2 separate regions of the Homo sapiens genome follow, and region 1 is linked to region 2. Evidence: read pairs that join two places in POLR2A ChIA-PET (ENCODE). Cell type or tissue: A673. All regions are shown on one strand. Links, peaks and the distances in the headings refer to the core of each region. The heading gives the core; the rest is flanking DNA.

Region 1 (6,664 bases), core at 725-5,724, 160 kb before region 2:
TGGGGTGAGGAGACCGGTTTGGGTGCCTGTCCTGGGTGAGAGCTGAATCCCCTGGGTGGGGCTGGTGGTGAGTTCCTGGCCCCCATGCCTGCTCCCCTGCAGCTGGCTGACAAGGGCAAGGCCAAGGCCCTCCTGAGCCTTAGCAAATCTCGGGCTCCTGCAGGCGAGGAAGTGCAGGCCACACAGAGGTCCTGGAGTGAGTATGAGGTGGGGAGAAGGGGCTGAGGGGCAGCCAAGAGAGGGTGGGCAGACTGGCCTCGGGTCCCTACCCCACAGCTCACACTCAGAGTTGGGGTCATCATGGCCACTCATGAGCACAGGCTCACTGGGGTCCCCTCCCTCTGTTCCCTTCAGGGTGTCTAGTCCGCCTCCCAGGCCCTGTGGGGGCCTTTCTGGGCCTCTCCTCTGCCCCCACCCTGAGCTCCAGCCCTAAACGCCAGGGCTCCTGGGCTCCCGGGCTCCCAGGAGCTGTGCGGAAACCATCTGTCCCCACCTCCCTTCTCATCCCCCACAGCCTGGGCGTCCCTCTCCACAGTCGGGACAACCTCCCAGTCCACCCCTCCCCACTGACCCCACCCCGTGTGTCCAGACACCTCTCGGATCCCCTTGGGGAGACGCCCCAGCCCCTCTGCACTGAAGCAGAACTCACCCCACCGTCCAACTGCTGCTCCCCAGGTGCACCCTCCCATAGCCCAGGCCAGAAACCGGGGGCCACCTAGACCCCTCTATCCCTCCCTGCCCCCAATCTCCCTCCTAGATATCACCGATGCCGGCCCCTGTGGGGCCCCACACCTGTATCGCTTCTCACTGGAACCTGGTAACTAACCGATGGCTTCCTGCTCCAGCCTCCTGGTGTCACCCCAAGGAGAACTTTTTAAAATGCAAATGAGATGTCGCCCTACCAGAGGAAACCCAACTTGGAGATAAGGACCCACACCCATCCCACCTCCAGCCAGGCCCTCTCCGGTACCCTGAGGGGACTCGCTGGCACCAGGACTCGGCTCTGCTGGGCCTGAGCTTCCTCTTCCCCAAGGCCCCACCGGCTCTGACTTCTCAGCAAAGACAAAGTCTGCATCCCTTCTTCAGGGATGCCTGCTGCCAATGGGGTGAGCAGCCCCTCTGTCCACCAGGACACGGGGCTGGGGGGCTGGGGGCTGGGGGCTGGGCCTCGTGCAGCCCAGGTCTAGCCGAGGCCACCGGGTGTGTAAGCCAGGAAGTGCGGGCTTCTGTGGGCTTCCTCCAGCCCCCACAGGATGCATCCTCCTCCTGAGCCACCCCACCATCCCCGGGCTGCTGGGGGCTGCAGGGCAAGGCCAGGTCCTGAGGAAGCCGGTGGGGCTAGGGTGATGAGGAAGGTGGGCACCAGCTCAGCTGCTCCCACCTGAGCAGTGAGAGGTCTTGAGACAGCGTGACCTGGGAACTGAACCTGCGCCTGGGGGTGGTCCTGGGCCCCTGGGTTTAAATCCTGAGGGGCAGGCCCACCCTCTCCTCTAGCCCCCACCCTGGCCTCGATGACACCTGGTGGGAGGGCTAACCTAGGCTGGCCTTTCCCTTGTGCCCCAGAAGCTCCTGCGCCCCCTCCCCACCTCCAGCATGCCTGCTCCCCACGCCGGTCCCATGCTGCACTTGCCTTTTTGGGTTCCATAGAAACGGTGCTGCCCATAGAGAACGTTGCTGTTTCCATGGTGATCCAAGTGGCTCACGGGTAGGAAGGTGGATGCCAGACTCCCCGAAAATCTGGGGTACCCCGGAGCTAGAGAAGCAAGAGACCCAGTTGCAGAGGCAACTCCCAGCCCCCTGGCCCACACTCGCCCTGACCCCAGGGAGGCAAGAAGCCGGCAGGCAGCCCAGGAGCGATGTCCCGCAGAGCCCAGCACGCAGCCGCCGGGGGGAAATCAACCCATCAATACATCATATTAACTCTGACTCCACTAATGCCATCCCTCCGGTGCGGCACAAATTGAATTGCTGATGGGCTGGGGAGAGGGGAGGACGGACGAGGGGGCCTCTGTTCCCTCCTAGCAGCACTCAGGATCGCGGAAGCTCCCAGGCTGGGCAACAAAAGGGACTCTGGGGAGGTTTTGTGGGAGGAGGGGGCACGGTGGACAGACTCTGCGCCAAGGCCCTGGCCAAAGGAGAACCAGGCCCGGACTTGGCCTCCCCAAGGCAGGCCCCAGGGCCCAGTGGACAGCCCAGGCCAGGGGCCAGTGCTGCTGGGGTGTGGCCAGCCTCCCCCGACCCTGGCTGGAGGTCACAGGTGTGTCCATCCGACGCCGAGTTCCCACCATGGCCAGGCCTCTTCCGGCTCTGAGATCTGCACAGGGTGGGGAAGGGACGGGGGCAAAGAGTTCCTTGCACAGGCCCCAGCCCCAAAACCCCAGGCGGTGACTCCGAGTCATGCCAGACAGGCCCCTCTCTTGGCTAAGGGGTCTGTCTGTCCCTCAAGGCAGCCACATTTCTGAGCGGCCTGCCCCTGCCCAGCACAGGAAAGCCAGCCACACCCAGCCACCCACGCGGCTGGCCCTGGGCCTTGGGACAGCTCTGGCTGTGTGGGGCACACTTGCCCCCACCCAAGGGATGAAGCACAGCTGGCAGGTCAGGACAGGGCTGAGCATGGCCTGGGAGGCCTGCAGGCACCAGAACCCAGCCCAGGGGCTGCAGAGAGCATGTCTGCTGGACACCAGGGACACCAGCCACAAGGAGTGTGGCTTCTGGTTCCCCAGCAAGACCCCAGGCCACTGGCAGAGCTCTGAGACTCAGACCCGCCCAGCCCCAGCCCCAGCCCTCCGTGCAGTGCAGGTGGTGCCAGTGCCGGCCGGCCTGCCTTAGCAGCTGCCTGAACGTGAGGGCCGAGCGGCTGGCTGTGGTTGGGGGTCTGGCAGCCTTCTGTAGGCCTGAGGAGAAGACGTTTGAGGCAACCCACAGCTTCAACCTGCCGGAATGAACGCAGCTGGGCGGGGCAGGGCGGGGGGCCCTCACCCTCTAAAACTCCTGCTCTGAATCTTCCCTGGAAAACAGGCCCCCTAGTCCAACTGGGGCACCCCACACCGCAATCCCAGTGGGTCCCCCAGCAGTGGCAGGCACTGTTCGATCCTCTCTGGCTCAGTGGATCCCAGGGAAATCTGTGGAGCTTGAGCCCCAGGAGATGCTCCAGGAAACCCAAGCTCTGGGTCACCAGCTCCAAGAATGCACCCCACACACGTCCCATTTGGAGTCGTGTAGGGCGTGAGCACAGGGAAGGCCCTGGGAAGTCCTGCGACACGGAGGCCTGCTTGACAGGGTGAAGCCCCATCTCCCTGTGAGGCCGCACATCCCAGGCCAAGTCTGGGAACCTGGGGAGGGCGCCCTGGCCCTGGTGCAGCCCTGCAGCTGCCCTCCAGCTGAGGACACGGGGCTGAGGCTCGAGCCTGGCCGACTGGCCTGGTCTGTGTGGGAGCTGCATCTGGAGCAGCTGTTTACCAGATTAAACTCCAATCCTGGAAGATTCGACCAAAGCTGAGAGGGACGGGGTGGGAGCGACCTGGGGCGGGGGTAGGGGAGTGGCAGGGCAAGGGGCAGGGCCTTGGGGGGTACTGTTAAACCTCCACAGCTGTCCCCCTTTAATTGGCTGCTGTTAAATGTTTTACGAGGCCTCATTTTGGTAAACAGAAGTCTGTAAATTCCTCCTTCCCAGACACCGTTTCCCAGGCACGGAGCCCCGGTCCCCCCTCCAGAGGTCCAGGCCTCCAGCCCATCCGCTCTCTGCGGGGAGCAGGCAGTCAGCTGGCAGAGGAGTGGGCTCCTTCCCGCCGGTCCCCTCTGGGGGCAGCTGCGGGTGGGCAGCTATGCGTGTCCCTCAGCTGCTGGGCCTTGGCTGGTGGCCCCTGGGCTGGTGAGCAGGGCAGCACTGGCCAGGGCCCGAAGACCAAAGGCCTGGCTGGTGCCCCCATCCTTGCCTGCTTGGGTCCCCACCTCTGAGGACCCAGAGGGGAAGTTAGGGAGCCAGGGAAGGAGGAGGGAGTGGGGAGATGGGATGGAGGGGCGGGGAGCAGAGAGGGAGGGGCTGGGTGCCGGAGAGGCCCAGTCGGCAGGGTGGGGTCATCTTTGGGCAGGGGGCAGAGAAAGGAAGGGAAAAGGTCCTCCCAGCCCAGCGACAGAAAGCCCCTTTCTTTTTCCCAATAAGACCATACTCTCAAAACTGAGAAAGAAAATTTAAAAATGATTTTTATGAATCAGAGCAGCTGTTCTGAGGCCAGAAGCCAGAAGGCAGGGCTGCTGTGGCTGGGCCGGGGACACACAGGCATCCTGGAAGGGGCTGCCACTGAGGAGTGGGGGAAGGCAGGGCTGCTGCGGCCGGGCCGGGGACACACAGGCATCCTGGAAGGGGTTGCCACTGAGGAGTGGGGGTGGTGGTCCTGGGGAGGGCTCCAGGGGGACAGTAGAGGCCCCAGATGGCAGGGAGGGGACATTCCGGGGCCAGAGACCAAGAGGGCTCAGCCAGCAGGGTCTGGGGCCATATGAACCCAGAGCCAGAGGTCCTCAACTGCAAGCTCCTGCTAGAACGTCGGGGCTCCAGAACCTCCCCTTCCCAGACCCCTTTGAGACGGGAGCTTTTATGATCACCCCAACAGACAAGGGCAAGCCCTGGGCTAAGCGAACCGCCAGAGAGGTGGTCAGGACACAGGCTGCTGGTGCCCTCGGAGCCTGGTGGAGCGTGGGGAAGAGCCCTGGGGGCAGTGGGGGTCGCACCGAGGTCCCCACATCCTGCCCCTGCTACTGCGGTGGGCAGGAGACTCCAAACTCAGTCCTGTGATGGGACAGACTGCAGGAGACAGAGGCTCAAAGCCACAGGCACCTGATGGGTTAGTAAAGCCAGGGGGCCACGCGTGGGCTGGGCGGGGGACACAATGGCCACACCCCCAGACCCCTCCCAACCACCCCCAGGCCTGAGCTCACCACGTCTGGGGAGGTCAAGGGTTGCAGGTAGGAGGCCTGTGGTGTGGGCAGGAGGAGAGAGAGTGGGCAGTCAGTGGGGGTCGGGGGTGCCCCTGGGGCAGGGCTGAAGGACAGAGGAGTGGGAGGGCACCGTGCAGAGAAATGGGGGCTGGGGACGGCCAGGGGTGAGGGGACCCTTCCTTTCCTCCTGCCCACCTGGAGAAGGGAGGCCTGGTGGCTTCTCACCCCTGGGGAGGGAGGAGGAGCCCCCACCCAGGGTGCACCAGCCCTGGCTGCCTGACGGGCACCCCCACTCCAGGTACCTCATCCCCCTCATCCCTCCTGCGTTCTGACACAGCACATTTTCCCAACAGCCCCGCACGTCGAGGCCCTGCCCTCTCCAGGCCAGCCCTGCGCCTTCCTCCTCTTGCCAGATCTGGGGAGGTGGCCACAACCCACCCCCCAGGCTGCCCTTCCAGGGAGCATCCCTGCCGTGGAAAACCAGGGGCTGCTCCTGGGTCTCTCAGGATGCTGAACTTGGGGTATCTTCACGGCCAGGTCTAGGAGGGAGGGACGCCAGCCAGCAGAAGGACCAAGATCACCTGGGGGGTCAGGGGACTTCCCACTGCAGGGTCACCCAGGAAGCCCCACTTGGGGCCACAGAGCTCAGGGCCAGGATGCTGCAGGCTCAGCAAACTTCTGGGGGTGCTGAAGCACACCTCGAGCGCCCTGCCCCAGCCCGCACGCCTTTGAGGACAAAACCTTCTACAGCGGACACCCCACCATCCTGACAAACGGCAGTGCCTCCTCCCTGGGGGAAGGTCTGCCACGCTGGCCTCCCACGGCTGAGCCTCGACCTGTCTCCCACTGCAGTACCACCTCGGCTCCCACATGCGCCTGGCTGGGCGGGCAGTGGGTCATGCAGTCAGCTGGGCGTGGCCCCGAGCCTGGAATGTGCACGTGGGCAGCCAGCCTGGGAGGCCCTGGGGAACGTGGGAGGCTGTGGGCACTGTCTCAAATACCCACTGTCCAGCGAGGGCCCATCCTCCTGGCTCAGAAGCAGACACCCCTCCCCCACCTCCTGCCAACTCTGCCAGATCCCCTGTTACTCCCCCCACAGTGACCCCAGGGGAGTCCCGGGAGACCCCTGGCCTGGCAAGTGGTCCCTGCTCCTCTTGAGGTTCTGCACATCGTCCCTGTCACGCAGGACGTCCCTGCCGTGCAGCCACACGCACGAGGCTCAGCCTGGCCTCCACCCGCCCGCAACTCAGCACTGGCTCTTCACGGGACACCCCCGTCACTCAGGGTGTCAGTGGGTTTCAGGTGCAGTGCACGGGTCTACCCGATGACCGCCAGGCCCCGAGTGCTGGGCTGACACAGATTCTGAAACCCTGTCCGCATGCGGCACACAAAGTGCTGTAGTTGACGGATGATGGCTGCCCTGAGCACACGGGGACCTCGGTGGACTGACGACACCTGCCCGGGGCACAGGAGGGGCCTCGGTGGACTGATGACACCTGCCCGGGGCACACAGGGGCCTCGGTGGACTGATGACTCCTGCCCTGGGCACAGGAGGGGCCTTGGTGGACTGATGACACCTGCCCTGAGCACACGGGGACCTCGGTGGACTGATGACACCTGCCCTAAGCACAGGAGGGGCCTCGGTGGACTGATGACACCTGCCCTGGGCACACAGGGACCTCGGTGGACTGATGACTCCTGCCCTGGGCACAGGAGGGGCCTCGGTGGA
Region 2 (6,664 bases), core at 1,173-6,172:
CTCTGTAAATGTGGATCGGGCTCTTCCATAATTCCAGCAGCATTACCTTCTCCACCAAAATGACAAGAGCGAGTGATTCGTGCCCGGTTGGAACATGGTAACCGGCTGAAAAGAGAGGCGTAAATCCGGCGCAGACGGGAAAAGACCATCGGCATGCGGGGGGCTGGCAGAGCGGCCCCTGTAGCGTTAGTGGGCATGCATTGAGCCAATCGTAAACTAATGTGACAGATGAAATTTGTTCATACCGCTGTGTTTACACCCACATGCGAGATCCAAATCGTCATTTCCCACTTAGCGTCTCTCTTGGCAGCTCCATCTCCACCAGAACGCGCCCCAGTCTTGCTGTTTAATATCCCATTATGATCGGTGACAGAAGCCGCATTCTTCCGCCACGTACCTAGTTACCAGTTGCCCTTTGTGTCTGCGTGTTTGCATATTTAGAAATAAATCTGCAGCTGGGGCTTTTTGGTGGTGGCCACGTAGCAGCCGGTGCACCTCGTTCGGGTCTGGTTCCGGAGTCAGGTGCTGGGTTGAAGCGCTGGAGCGTGCGGCTCAACAAGTGCAGCTTTCCTTCTGTCCCGCCCTGAGGATGTGCAGGCCCACGGATTCACCTGACATTCTCCCCAGCAGGGACATCCCTCCTTGTGCTGGCCGCTGCGCTGACCTCCCCACCCCTGTGCCGGCCGCCGTGCTGACCTCCCCACCTCTGAACCCAGGAATGTTTTCTGAGAGCAGAGACATCTCTTCCCTCCCACAGCGTCACTGCACCAGAGTGCCTGTCCCTGTTGGGTGGCGGGCCGCGCCCCCTGCCTGTGTGATTGGCCTGGATGCCAGCTGGGGCCAGGTCTCCCTTGTGCCTTCACTATCTGGCCGTTTTTGGTAAATGCATACCTGGTTATGCAGAATGGTTGTCCTAGGCCCAGAGAAGCAGCCGGGCAGCACTGAGCCCAGGAGGCCCTGGAGGTCAGGGTCTATCTGGAGACCAGGGTCCCCATCCTCACAGTAGGGCAGAGGGGCACACACCCAAGAGCTGCATGTGGATGGCTCCATTTGACTCTGGTAGGCCCTGAGGCTCAGAGGCTGCCTTGCAAGGTGGGCGGGCCAGGGATGCTCCGTCTGGGGCCATGGGCCAGCGCTCAGCATGTCCCCCATCTGTGGAGCTCCTTTGCAGGTGGCCAGGAGGTTTTGTGGCTCCTACCTTGTTTCTTTCCAGGGATGATCCCGGGGGTCCCTGGGGTAGGTGGTCAGGATTGGAGAGGAGCCTGGGGCTTGGCCTTCCACCCTGGCCACCCCGTGTGCGTGGGACACCCCTTCCCACAGTGTCCGTGGCTTCCTTGGGGGTCACTCCCCACAGGGTGTATTGGGGGCTGGGGGTAAGCACGTGTCATGGGGCACCAACGCTGGTCCCCTCAAGCCAAGACTCCCTGGTGTGGACTCAGCTGTGGCGAGAGGACAGTTTAGCACTGGGAAGTTCATGCCGCAACATGGCCTTCTTCTGTAGCTGTGGGTCTAGGGCCGTGGAGACCTCTTGGGTGTTTCTCCTGATTCTCTGCCAGCCTCCTGGGGCTGTGTGCACAGGCGTTGGCCACTTAGCTCCCTTCTAGCCTGGGCCGAGGGGAAGGCTCATGTCCTGCGGGGTCCCCTGACTGCTGCTGATGGCACTCCATGCTGAGGGCGGCCTGATGGGATGGTGTGCTAGGACCTGGGCAACGGGACACCAGCAGCTGCTGGCAGGACCTTCTCACTTGTCAGTCTGCTGGGTTTTCTTTTTTTTGGAGATGGGGTCCTGCTGTGTCACCCAAGCTGGAGTGCAGTGATGCGATCACAGCTCACTGTAGCCTCGACCTCCCGGGCTCCAGTGATCCTCCTGCCTCGGCCTCCCAAAGTGCTGGTATTTGGGTGTCAGCCGCTGTGCCTGGCCTGGTTTGCTTTTTAATAAAGTCAGGATGTCCTGTGTTTTCTTTCACTTTCTTCAAGGCGGTTTGGGATTTGGCTCCGCTGGCCGCTGTGCTGGTGATGTCCTGTGTTTTCTTTCACTTTCTTCAAGGCGGTTTGGGATTTGGCTCCGCTGGCCGCTGTGCTGGTCCATTTACTGGCTGCTGGCTTTCTGCATCCCGCCCTCCCCCGGCCCACCTAGCTTCCTTTGTGCCCTTGAGCCCCTGCCCTGGGACAGCCATGGCCATGGCCACCTGGACACCCTAGGAGCACCCCCCTGGACTCCCACTCCAGAGTCCTCGTTCAGCCCCATGGCAGAGCAGCTCTCACCTGTGCTCTGGCGTGTGCCTGGCCCAACTCCCTTCTCCCCGGCTGCACACAGATGCTCCATGGCCCCAGCCTCTCCCTTGTCGTCTCGCCCACCCCTTTCCAGAGGCCCAGGTCCCTGTGCAGGTCCCTCGGATGCGTCTGCTGCCTGTGCAGGGCTGTCATGTCCTTGCCTGGCTGGTGGCTTGGGTCCCTCCCACCCCTAGCAGCACCACACTCCTGGCACCAGGCTGTGGGACCGAAGCCAGTTTTCTCATCACACAAGTGAGAGGCTGCAGTGGGGAATCGCGCCCCAGGCCGCCTCCTTGTCTGTGCCGACTCTGATCATGCCTGTGCGGAGGCGCCGAGATGGAGGCGCCGAGATGGGCCGGCCGCCCAGGCCAGGGTGTGTTTGTTTAACTTTCCCTCCTCTTGACAGCGATTCTCTGAGCAGCCTCCTCCGGCTGCTTGCCCTGTAAACTGGCTGCTTTGACTCTCAGCACCCGCTCCCTGGCGTGGAGCAGCAGCCTGTCGTTCTGTAGCCTTGGGGAATGTTCGCATGGTGCACGCTCTGGGGGGTGTCCTGAGTGGGGGCTGCTGCAACGCTCCTGTCCTCAGCAACACCAAGTCCTGGCCTCAGCGCTGGGACTTCCAGTGTGCAGAGAATGTTGCATGAAGGAAGGTCAGAGACTCTCACTGGGCTGCAGAGAGGTCCTAGAAGTGGAGCCGCTGGGGAGGGCGTGCCTCTCTCAGGTCCGCTGTGAAATGGCCTGTTTCTATACAGCCAGGTGCTGCCCACCTACGACAGCCTGGATGAGCCGTCAGTGAAAACCATGAGCTCCATATTTGCTTCCTCCCTTAATGTGGTCACCACCTTCTACGTCATGGTAAGAGCCTTGCCACGCCCTCTCCGCCCCTGTGTCATGCCAGCATGATGTGCCGTGGTGCCCCGTGGGACTGCCACAGGCATGGCCCTGGCCCTGTGTGCTGCTGGGTTTTTCTCTCTGTTCCCATCCCAGTGTCTGGAGGCTGCGCGGGGACCTGGGGCAGCTCCATCAGCTTCCATCATTCCAGGACCAGCCCTGTGAGCCTGGGTCCACCCTGGGCCAGGAAGCTCTCCTGACCTGAGGAGCTGGGCACCAGGGCTGCTCCCAGAACCCTTTATCCGAGCCACTCTTACTCTCTCTCCAAGACCTCTGTTAATTCTCTGTAGAAATGGGCATGTTCCGGCCGGGCGCCGTTGCTCACACCTGTAATCCCAGCACTTTGGGAGACCGAGGTGGGCAGATCATGAGGTCAGGAGTTCAAGACCAGCCTGGCCAACATGGTGAAACCCTGTCTCTACTAAAAATACAAAAATTAGCTGGGCATGGTGGCACGTGCATGTAAACCCGGCTACTCGGGAGGCTGAGGCAGGAGAATTGCTTGAACCAGGACCGGGGAGGCAGAGGTACGCCGAGGCCAAGATCGCACCACTGCACTCCAGCCTGGTCTACAGAGGGAGACCCCGTCTCAAAAAAAAAAAAAAAGAAAGAAAAAGAAAGAAATGGGCATGTTCTTACAGAAACTAGAGATTTTTAGAAGGAGGAGGCGAAATGGTGCCTTGCCCCTGGAAGGCCATCTCTTGCAGAAGCTTCATTATGAAGTGGATTGAAGGCCATTCTGGGGGGCAGGGCACAGGTCCCCCCCATGCCCTGCCCACTGTGACAGGTGCCACTCGGCTAGGATGTCTGTCTGCCACGTTGCCATTTCTTATTCTCCAACAGGTGGGGTTTTTCGGCTACGTCAGCTTCACCGAGGCCACGGCCGGCAACGTGCTCATGCACTTTCCCTCCAACCTGGTGACGGAGATGCTCCGTGTGGGCTTCATGATGTCAGTGGCTGTGGGCTTCCCCATGATGATCCTGCCATGCAGGCAGGCCCTGAGCACGCTGCTGTGTGAGCAGCAGGTAAGACCCTCGGGGCACTCTCCGGATCGTAATAGCACAGGTCAGGCTCGCTTCCCATAAGCCCCCAGCTGTCCCGAACCAGAGATATAGCAGGAAAGTGGGGATTTGCGTCAGAGGAGTCCCGGGAGGGCGGAAGTTGGGGGAGCCTAGAGGAACCAGATTGATGGGCAGGAGCTGATAATGGCCAGAGTCTGGAGATGGGCACATGGCGTTCACTGCACAGTTCTCTTTTTTTTTGAGACGGAGTTTCGCTCTGTCGCCCAGGCTGGAGTGCAGTGGCGCGATCTCGACTCACTGCAAGCTCCGCCTCCCGGGTTCACGCCATTCTCCTGCCTCAGCCTCCCGTGTAGCTGGGACTACAGGCGCGCGCCACCATGCCCGGCTAATTTTTGTATTTTTAGTAGAGATGGGGTTTCACCGTGTTAGCCAGGATGGTCTCGATCTCCTGACCTCGTGATCCGCCCGTCTCGGCCTCCCAAAGTGCTGGGATTACAGGCGTGAGCCACCGCGCCCGGCCCACTGCACAGTTCTCTTGACTTTTGTGTAACTTTGAAAAATTTTAACAATATAGCAGATTTTTGAACCATAAGAGAGGCTGAGTTTGATGTAGGCCATATTGGTGGTGCCTGTGGTCCCAGCTCCTCAGGAGGCTGAGGCGAGGTTGTGTGAGTCCAGGAGGTTGAGGCTGAGTGTGAATGCATCACTACACTCCAGCTGGGGCAACAGAGCAAGACCCTGTCTTTAAACACATTTTAAAAATAGGCTGGATATGGTGGCTCACACCTGTAATCCCAGCACTTTGGGAGGGCGAGGTGGGAGGATTGCTTAAGCCCAGGAGTTTGAAACTAGCCTGGGCAACATCACTTGACTCCATCTTTACAAAAAATTAACAAAAATTAGCCACGCATGGCAGCGCATGCCTGTAGTCCTAGTGACTCGGGAGGCTGAGGCAGGAGGATCACTTGAACCAAGAGTTCAAGGCTGCAGTGGGCCATGACCGCTCCACCATACTCCAGCCTGGGCTACAAAGTGAGACCCTGTGTCTAAAAGAGAAAGAAAAATAAAAAGTGAGGCTGGGTTTTTTCACTGTAACACATGTAGGCCAGGCAGCTACTTAGTTCTTTCTAAGAAACTTTCAGCTGTAGGAGTTGAAACCAGAGGGCTGTCCTGGTTCTCTCCTTGTGGCAGAGTGAACCATGAAAGGCCCGCTGCGCTGTCTTTCGCCCCGAGCGTGGGGCTGTCCTGGTTCTCTCCTTGCGGCAGAGTGAACCATGAAAGGCCCGCTGTGCTGTCTTGCGCTCCGAGCATGGGGGTGCAGACGCCACTCTGCAGTGCTGGAGGAGCCCTGCCCCGTCCAGGTTCCCCTCCTGCCTCCCCTTGGGAGCTCTGCCCGGTGGCCCATCCATCTTCTGTCCCGCAGCCTGAGATCTGTGAGCCTGGTATGTCCCTTCAGCTGGAACTCCTGGTGGCTAGAGGCACACGTTCCTCTTGAACTGTTTCAGCCAAGGCGGGTTGAGTGGTCTCAGAGAATCCAGGGGAGAGTCCAGCAGCCACATTGGGGGCGGTGGGTCTCCCTGGGCCTTGGGAACGATAGCATTGGCTCACTGTCCATGTGGCCAGGTGTGCGGTCACCACAGCCTCCTGCAGACTTCCACCAGCCACGTGCCTCTGGCTTCGCAGCAGAGGCCAAGCACCAAAGACTGGGTGCCTCCCCCACGTGCTGGTGCTCCTCTCTTCTGCGGAGTTCAGGCACCTGGGCACGGGTGAGGCAGGATCGAGGAGGCAAGGCCAGAGCCCGTCATATGGCCGTGGGGTCCCTCCGCGCATCTGGCCAGGCCAACTTTCAGTGTTTGATGTTTTGTACCTGAGCAGCATCTGTATTTCTGTACGTGACCCATTTTTATCTTGTTAAAAAATTGACAATGGCGTTAAATGTATTGTGACTCAAGTAGGAAAGCTTACGCAACCCCCTTCATCCCAAGGTGGACCTGGCTGTTTCCTCCGTCAGCGCCCGTGGCTGCTCCTTTCCCGGAGGTGCGGCTGCGGCCATGCCACCTGCTTTCTTGTCTTCGGCCCATGTGCCGTGAGCGTTTCTCCACGGTCCCTACAAGCCTGCAGGGGCTCTGCTTCCTTGCTTCTCCACCTGTTGCGGGGGCCTGGGTGCACTGCTCCTTCACCCTTGACCTCTCGTGGCTAACCATCTCACGACAGTCTTCGTGCTAAAGTCCCCTCTCCCCTTCTCTGGGTCTATGTCATAGGTAAAGTTCTAGGACCGGGACTCTTGTGTGATGGACCTAACCCCCCACCTCCATGGCCTGTATACAAATTACCGCCCTGAGGCCGATAGGAACTTCTGGCTCCGTCTTCCACAGTCCATCCTATGTAAAAGTCCATTCTGAAAATGGCATGCTTCAAAACTAGTTCTAGAAAGTTCTGCAGTTGTTTCCTAGCCCAGGGAGAGTCATCACGGCCAG

What was found. ChIA-PET counts read pairs that join two places held together with the same protein. Peaks named below come from ENCODE experiments on the same cell type or tissue, not always from the same donor. Only the 100,000 strongest peaks of a DNase experiment are listed, where the experiment ranks them.
Region 1: POLR2A ChIA-PET joins it to region 2 with 7 read pairs; 3 of 35 experiments call an interaction of 5 or more read pairs at or near these places.

The regions. Positions count from the first base shown.
Region 1 is chr17:81,433,459-81,440,122 of GRCh38, reverse strand. BAHCC1 (BAH domain and coiled-coil containing 1) reads right to left here. Exons shown (of 28, transcript NM_001377448.1): 4 at 1,631-1,753. Among named protein-coding and RNA genes, the nearest start is that of MIR3186, 14 kb to the left of the region's middle. In A673, for the core only: no CTCF peak of the experiment used is centred there; no DNase peak of the experiment used is centred there; H3K27ac peaks cover 1,628 bases.
Region 2 is chr17:81,273,495-81,280,158 of GRCh38, reverse strand. It overlaps SLC38A10 (solute carrier family 38 member 10), which reads left to right. Exons shown (of 16, transcript NM_001037984.3): 7 at 3,026-3,128; 8 at 4,008-4,190. Among named protein-coding and RNA genes, the nearest start is that of SLC38A10, 18 kb to the left of the region's middle. In A673, for the core only: no CTCF peak of the experiment used is centred there; no DNase peak of the experiment used is centred there.